Regions from separate parts of the Mus musculus genome. Here region 1 is linked to region 2. Evidence: chromatin contacts called from ENCODE Hi-C data. All regions are on one chromosome and are shown on one strand. The core of a region is the stretch at or near the end of the contact, and the rest is flanking DNA. Distances in the headings are between cores, read along the strand shown. Region 1 overlaps Plxna4 (plexin A4). Region 2 holds the start of Plxna4 (plexin A4).

Region 1 (4,131 bases), core at 217-2,716, 210 kb after region 2:
CTCGTCATCCCTGCAGGATGCTGTCTTCTACCCTCTAACCTCAGGCGAGGCTCTCTCATGCCAGAGACCCTGCCCAGGAAACCTGGGCTTGGGAAGAAAGTGCCTGGGTCTCTTACCTTCCACTTCCCAACCAGGGGAGGATTAGGAGGGAGAACAACCATTCTCACCTTGTCTCTTCAGCCTTAGATGCTTGTGTTCTCTTGCAGAGGGGTCCAGCTCCTGCTTGCTGTCTGGAACCACACAGCACATCACCTGTTTAAACGGTACCTACTGCTCAGGGGGCTGTACTGGACATCTTAGGCATCAATATCAGTTCTTTCCAGAACACCTATAAAAACACACTTTCTTTGATGAGCCTGTTATTGGCAGAGATGGTTTCCAAGCACTCACAAAGTGCCTGCCTGGTAGCTGAGGCTTCAGGAGGGTATTTTCCTGTTGACACTGACTATTGGTGCCTCTCTTTGGGGTATATTTTATACCCATGGGAACTCTCCTTGCCTTCCACACAGCCCCCTGGCTTCCTCCATTAGCAGAGCCTGTACAATCATTATCCTGCCCCCTTGGAAGGCTCCTTAGGTTTATGACCAGATAACAGGAGCCATCGACCCTGCTCTCAGTCTCTCTGTTCTCCCCAGGCCTGGGGAGCTCTCTGCTCACTTCATCTTTGTCTCCAGGAAGCCATGTCCTGTCAATTTGCTGAGAAGGGAAAATATGCTTATGATATCAGCAAGGGGTCTGCTGATGTGTCTTAGCAGGTTGCTGGCGCCTGGGTGGCTCTTGGGGCCTGAGAATCAAAGCAGGGGCTTAGGCCACTGGGCTCAGTGTTGTCTTTGTGGCTGATTTTGCCGGAGGGGAAGACAGGAGTTGAAAGGAGCTGTCTTGGTCGAAGGGCAGAGGGACTGCGGATCCTGTCTTCTCAAGCTGGGAGAGACTCGGGGTTCTATGTAGACGGCCCAAGCAAATTAGAGCAGGTAGACAGACCCAGGCAAGGAGCTGAACGCAGGAGTGTGAAGAAATGCCAGGGTGGGGCTTAGAGCAAGAGCGTGGGAAGCAGGGGAGCAGGGCGTAGCCCCTCACGTGATGCTGAACTTAGCTGTTCTTCAGATTATGCGTAAGGTGAATGCAAAGCCAGGGACAGATCTGAATTGGATTCCCAAGGTTATCGCTGGAAATCCAGTGTCCCCACATGCCATGTGGCTGACACCAGCCAATTTCGTCCTGGCAACCAGACAGTTCTGAGGGCTTTTCTTCTGAACTCTGCAGACAAGCGCGTGTCAGTTCTCCCAGGCTATGGCTTAGTCGGCTGCGGATGACTGAGATGGGCACAGTGCCCAGGACAGAGTCACATGTCTGTGTGCTGGGCAGGATGATCCACACCTGTGCACTCGGGGGTCAGATGCTCAGAGCCCAGGCCTGTGCACTCTCCCCTGATGTCAGGACAGGGGCAGTAGAGACAGAAGAAGGCAGAACCATGGCCCCTCCTCTGCTTCTCACATCCAGAGGGAAACCCCAGCATCTGGGCTGGCACTCGGACATCTGCTCTTCTGGATGCCGAACGAACGGGCTGTGGCAGGGAGGAGCAGGGCAGAAGGAGGACCTCTGTGCATGCAGAGACTTCTTCCCGCCCTTTCCCCTTTCCCTGGGGCATCTTGTCTCCTGGCTGCTTCTCTTGTTCCATTAGATCTTAAGAGTTGATTAAACCCTTTTTGCATGTTAACTTAGAAGGGGAAAAGCTAACCAGAACAACATACTCAAGCATGCTCCAATGAGCGGCCACGTAGGGTCCCTCCGCTCTTCCTCCTCATGGAGTCCCCTCTGCTTCTGACTGGCTCGTGTTGTGGGTATTTATTATAGTTTAGGTCAGCACTCTGCAGCGAAGCCTGCTTCCTCTCTTTTTATACCCTGATTGTACCTGGGTCTTTCTTATGTTGTCATAGGAAACTCCTTGTCCTGTAATCATCTCAGGGCTGCAATCTGAGCAGAAGGAAGAGGGCATAGGATAGCAAGCGTGGTGAAGAATTTCAGTTCTGCTGTCCCTAGTGGGAGAACTGGGACAGCCACTCAGCCTCCCTACCCGTCAACACTCTACCTAGTAACTGTGGTAAGACTCAGGTCCACCCAGGGACAGAGACTGGCTTTTGGCCATCCTATCTTCCTTGGATCACTCCTTCCTGTTTTTCAGCAGGACCCCGATGTGTGTCCCCTTAAACATTCCTCTTCTATGTTGTCATCGGTCATCAGCCAGACATGTCCATCATTTGACTGAGTAGTTTTCTATTGCTGTAATAAACAGTGGTGGAGGATATCTCAGCTTACAATTATTCTCCATCACGAAGGGAAGTCAGGGCAGGAAACCAAGATGAGAACCTGGAGGCATGGACTGAATCAGAGACTATGGAAGAATGCCGCTTATTGTGTCGCTTGCTTTGGCTTGCTCAGTTTATTTTCTTATACACCGCAGGACCACCTACCAAGGGATGGCCGCACCCACTGTGATGCACCGTCTACATCAATCATCAACCAAGAAAATACCCCAACAGCGTGGCTACAGACCAATCTGATGGGGACATGTTATCAGTTGAGGTGCCTTCTCAGATGACTCTAGATTGTGTCAATTTGACAAAAACAAAACAAAACAAAACAAATAACTAAACAGACATACTGAGTCACCCCTGATGTTTATCTTTATCGAGGGTTTCATTTCTAGGGGGCTTCAGAGCTGCCTTCCTTGGAATCTTAAAAGTTCCTCCCATTTGTATCCCGTTTGCAGAATTCAATAATCTTCCAGCTAATTTTCTCAGGATAGGTTACAACTGGCCCCTCACTGGAACCACAGCCCTTCACTTTCTTGGATAGCTACTCTTAATTTCCTGGACAGCCCCAGTCTAGAAGGTGGGCCAGAGAAAGAAACGTTGCTTATTTTCTTCTTTCTCTTTTTTTTTTTATATTATCTTAGGTGTTGTGAGGCACAGATCTTACTTGGCAGGACCTCTTGGCATGAGAAATGGGGCACAGATCTTGGAGTTCTTCATCTGACACTGTGCAGCAGTGGTTCCCAACCTTCCTAATGCTATGACCCTTTAATACAGAGCTTCATGTTGTGGTGACACCCCCCCCCAACCTAAAATTATTTCATTGCTACTTTATAATTGTAATTTGGCTACTGTCATAGATAGTAATGTAAATATCTAATATGATGATATCTGATATGGGAATCCCTGTGAGGGTCGAGAACCACTGCTGTGCAGTGTTTGGGTATCTGCAAGCCTGGATTTATCCTTTGCTACATTTACAAAGCTCTCCTTTCCTGGTTTTTCTATCCCTTAATTGGAGTCCCTGGCCATAGTTCTACTGAACCATGTACTTTAGCAAATATATTTATTACACTCTTTGTTTTAGAAGTGAAGAAACTGAATCCTGGGGGCTTGAGGGATGGCTATTATCAAGACAGAAGCAAGCCTACTATCCAGTTATTTAACTTCTATGTCAGCCACACTTGCCATATCACCTCACCAACCCTGCTCCATGCACCCACAGGGAAATCCAAGGACTTGGGTCATAGAAACACCAAGAAGTACAACTTTCCCAAAGCACTCAAATGACCCCCAGATGCTGAGATTTTATTGACTCGCTGCTGACCTCTCTTAGCCAACTACGCAGCAACAGAAATCTACTCATAGTTTGTTTTCTAACCCTTCTAATTTGATGAGAAGACATGATCATCATGAAACGCCCACATGTAGCTTTCTGGAGCATCAGAGGAAAGACATTCGTCAGAACGAATGCCCATCAAGGGGTGTTTGGCTAAATCTTTCTCCAGAACAACACCTTCATTGAGATGGATAGCAGCCCTAGGGTCTTGAATGATACTCACATATGCCACACTCTTATAGCATTTTCTGAGTAAAGCTGACAGCCTGCTGATTACTAGACACAGATGAAAACAAGGGAGGGTTAAACGGTATAACTGAGGTAACTTCCTTCAAATCACAAGCCGTTCAGTGTCCCCTCTGGTCGTCCAACTCCCAGAATTTGATCCCATGGGGATTTTTAGTAATAAGGAAAATCTCTGCTGTCGGGATGGAATGGTTGCCCTATCATTTGCTCTCAGTGAGAAGGTGGGCAGTGGTT
Region 2 (4,362 bases), core at 229-2,728:
TAATAAGATAACCCTTGCTGTCTTCTGGGCCATGCGATGCTCAGCAGACAACCAGAGCCTAACAGGGCTCCATGCTGTCTCCTGGAACACCCTGTAACTAGAGAAATGTCTGGCTGGCTGGCTTCTTCATGCTTACACTTGATTCATTGTGTCCTTCTGGTGGGAGCACTTTCAACAAGGTCCTGGGTGGTAAGTCCAACCCGACCCAAGTGTGCTACCTGCCCGGAAGCTTGTCCAACTTGTCACCTCGAAAGTCTACCGAGGGTATAACTTTGATGTTTGTGAAAACATTACCCCTATAAGAAGGGGAAGGAATTTATACCACTGTCAACCTTTTCCTAGTAAGCAGATTCTGAGAGGTTTTGGTGGGAGGGACAGTTATGCGCAGGAAGTGACTGAGGTTGAAGAAAGTGTCATGGGAGAGTGGGTCAGGAACCCCAAACCATAAGCTCCTGGAGAGGTCTTTCTTTGATGAATGGCTAGTCTTACTGAACTTGGCTGACAGAGCCATTTCCTTGAACTTAGCATGCAGAGTTGGGTAGACAAATAGGTGGGCATCCTTTTGAAAATTGTTTTATTTTTATTTATTTATTTTGGTCGTTGGGCTCATTAACTGGAGGGGGTCTTTGTAGAGATATTCTAGATAGTGCAGCCTCACCTATTTCCCTGCCTGCCAGATGCTCTCTCAATTTAAGCAACCTCTGGATTTCTTCCTTTGGGCTTCTGAAACTATTCTGATGTTGGCAATGTCTGGGTTATGTTTAGGACATGGCCCAGGACCTAGGGCTTCAGAGACAGTGAAGCAAGGTCAGCCTCTGGACAGATCAGGTTACCTAACAAGCTCTGTGGCATTGGCCATTCATTTCTGTCCTAGGACTAGAAGAAACCTTGGGTTTGGGCATCCTCTAGTGCTCTGTGTAGGATTACCTTGGTTGGTGGGGCTGGACAGGGATTCTAGGTTAGGAATGGATGTATGTTTGGCTGGTGTCTGTTAGGAACACCCAGAAGTGCCTCTGACCGCCTGCACCACATGCCTGCTTGGGAGTATGCCCCGATCCAAGTGCACTTGGTGGCACCATATATGCACCACTCTGCCCTGTGTCTCCACCGCCAGGGTGACTCGAGGAAGCCAAGAAGACCCAGGGGGTGTCTGCAAACGTCCACACTGGGGAAGAGCAGGCGGGCCAGTGGCGGCAGCGTGCGGGGAAGCGCCCCCTGCCCCCTCTGCCGGCCGCTCTACCTTGGTCTAGATGTCAGTCGCGAGCTCCGAGCCAGCTAGCGAGCCAGAGAGGGAGCGGCGGCGGCGGCGGCAGCGGCGGCGGCGGCGGCGGGCCGCGGGCGGCGGGGAGGGGAGGAGGCGAGGAGAGGGAGGGAGGAAGGGAAGCAGGGAGGGCGGGAGGGAGGAGAGGAGGACCCAGAGAGCGCCAGGCAGCTGGAGTTTTTGCAGCGCTTGGCCGGGCTTCAATGCACAGCAGCAGCGAGCCGCGGCGGCAGCAGGCAGCCCGGGAGCTCCGGCGGCGGCCGAGCCAGCGGCGGCCCCGCTCCCTGCCCCCTGCAAACTTTGCGAGCAGCCCGCCCGGGGGGCCGGGGACGCGCCTGGGAGGCTCGGCTTGGACTACGGCCGCGCTCTTGGCCGCCGCAGCGCTAGCCGCCGCCGTCGCTGCTACCACCGCAGCTCCGCGCCTCCCCGGGGAGCTGCCGGCGGCTTCCGAGGCCCCCCAGCCCCGGCCCCTGGGCACTGCCCGGCTAGTCCCCGGCCAGGGTTGGGGGCGACAGCGGCGCAGCCAGCCCCGGGCTGCCAGGGGGTGGCCGTCACTGCCCAGGGAGGCGCGCAGAGGATCGGAGAGCGCTCCCCGGCGGGTCCCCAACGTACTCGCCGCCGCGCCCGGGCAGCGGCCCGACCCGGCTAGCATGGGCGGCGCGGAGTGACGCCGCCGTGCCCGCTTGGCATCAAGGACATTCAGCCCGCGGGGGTGGGGACGAAGGGGGGCAGCCCCGCGTCGCCGCCGCAGCCCCTGAGAGCCACCGCTGTCGCTGCTTGGGCTCCGGGGCTGGATGGAAGCTAGGGGTGCTTGGAATTGATCTTCATTTCCTGACCTTTTTGTTGGACATTACGCCCACCTTGGACGCTGCAAGAGGAGCTGTCAAGCCCGGCAGGCTCTGATTTGGCCCCCTCCGTTTTTCTCTGCTGCTCGTGGCTTCCCCGTGCCTCGGTGGAGTATTTGCGTTCGGGGCTGGGGCTGGAGGAGGCAGCCACACGCGCGCACACGCACACGTTCAGAGGAGGGCGAGAGGCAGCGGTACAGGCACCATCTGCAGTGTCAATGCGGCGCTGGGGCTGAAGGAGGGAAACGCCGCGCTTCCAGGTAAGGAGCCGCCGGCCGGGCACAGGGCCAGCTGGGCAGAGCGGGCGGAGGTGGCGAGTCCGGTCCCGGAGTCCTCGCCTGCTCTGAGGCAGCCCACTACACACACACACGCACACACACACACACACACACACACACACACACACACACGCAAAACACAAATCGCGTGCGCGCACACACACATACTCACACACAGGCACACACTGCGCTCACGCACCTGCCCACGTCCCACCTGGACACCCGCGTAGGTGCATCGCAGCCGGAGCAGGGATTTCCCGTGTTCTTCTCCTCTCCGGACCTAGACTTCTCTTCCCCAGGACTTTCAGGGTGGGATTCAGTAAATGACTGACTCTCCTATCCAGCCTGGTAGGATGAGGGAACGATTTTGCTGTTTCTAGCTCCTTTCATTTCCTAACTGGTTTTTATAAGACAGGAGAAGTCATGGGAGGTCTTATGAGACCCGCCCAGTGCAATTGTGCCCCTTAGCTTTTTGGACACCCGGAGATTTTTTGCTTTTAAATAGGAGAAAGGCAGAGAGATATTTAAAGGGCAGAGAACTGGAGATCTTGGTGATCCGGTGCCTGGGAGGAGGCCACATAGGCAACTGGGGCTGCAGTTCTGTAGGGCGGCGCATATGGAACAGACTCTGCGATTCCCCAGTAAAGGCAGCACACACGCCTTTCCGAAGCGTGGCACTGCTTCCCCGGAATGCGCCGGGATTTCAGTCAGGGAGGGGCTTTAACATCAAAGCTAGAGGAGTGTTCCTTGTCTAGGGAGGATGCTGCGGTCCTTTAAGGAGGATCAGACCTTATTCATGTTGCCAGTCACCGGTAGACAACAAGGAGACAGGGCTTAAGGGACACATGTTTGCGGCCAACCCCTCACTTCCTTATCCTTCTGTGTGTATGTGAGGCAACTCCCCCCTGCGCCTTTAGTTAACACCTGTCACATGTCTTTTGGGGTGTGTGTCTGAGAAGTAGGAGGGAGAGTAGAGATGGATTTAGACTAATGGAGAAAGGACTGTGAAGACGATATCCACTTTATAAGGTATTTGGTCTATTAGTGTATTCTAGGTACCTTAGGCTACTAGTGTAACCCAGAGTCTAGATCCTCTGAATGCAGGACTGCCCTCCAGAAACCAATGGTTCAAGTTGTACTTCCCCAGAGTTCCCTGCCTCCACCGCCCCAGTTTCAGAGCCTGCTCATTTTGAAAGTTCCTAGAATGGATGGGAGTGTGTGTGTGTGTGTGTGTGTGTGTGTGTTGAAGTTCCAAAGGGCTTTTTTTATGGCTCCCCTATTAGAGTATCAGACAGACTTCTTTTGGGGCTCAATTATTGCAAGGAGAAGAATGGAAGAATCAAATAAATCATTATTTTAGGCTTGAATACATATATAACAAGTTTCTATGTTTCTATAGCTGTCCCTTTGTGTATTTTGTTGTTGCTTGTTTGTTTTTGTCATCCTGGCAAAAATGGAAATTGTTTCTATCCTCTTTATAAACGAGTAGAACTCCCTCCCACCCCACCCCACACACACCTGGCCAAAGTCTTTGGTTAGGCCTATGTGGAAGAGCAGATGCCCCCCCCCCCCGGGAGAGAAGCAGAATTCCTGTTGTGTGTGGTGTAAGCTGCCCTTTGATTGATTGAAAAAGGTATAAGCCAGAATAAAGGAAAGCTCTCCACAATGGGGAGAACCCAGATCGCAAAGAGACACTATTTTCTTTTTAAGAATGGTGAGTATGTACACATCTAGCTATACACTTGCATTCTTAGAGCCTTGCCAAGTGCAGTCAGCTTGTACAAGCTCAGGTGACAGGGGGTGTCCACTTCTGACTTCTGGGCTGTGACAGACATTGGCACATTTTGGCATGCCCATACTTGGAGTGTGTGGCTGGGAAGGACCCGTGTACACATACATATGGCTGTGGCACATGGTTTGTAACAGACAGTGAATTACAGTGACGGGGAGTATCTCTCAGAGAGGCATCCCCCCACCT

The links. Hi-C counts contacts between places; a loop is a spot of excess contacts on that map.
Region 1: a loop to region 2 is called in a map of heart, with 3 times the contacts of the local background. The contact joins the enhancer-like site here to the promoter of Plxna4 in region 2. A Hi-C loop is called at or near these places in 1 of 37 maps with a recorded cell type or tissue (heart).

What each region holds. Positions count from the first base shown.
Region 1 is chr6:32,374,551-32,378,681 of GRCm38, reverse strand. The region is part of intron 3 of Plxna4 (plexin A4); the gene reads left to right. Among named protein-coding and RNA genes, the nearest start is that of Plxna4os1, 130 kb to the left of the region's middle. Within about 2 kb of position 1,466, at least 1 of the 3 ENCODE cell types and tissues checked has a DNase peak (open chromatin) inside an H3K27ac peak, as active enhancers do; it is heart, where a contact is called at or near this core.
Region 2 is chr6:32,585,308-32,589,669 of GRCm38, reverse strand. Plxna4 (plexin A4) reads left to right here and starts at 1,478. Exons shown (of 32, transcript NM_175750.3): 1 at 1,478-2,366.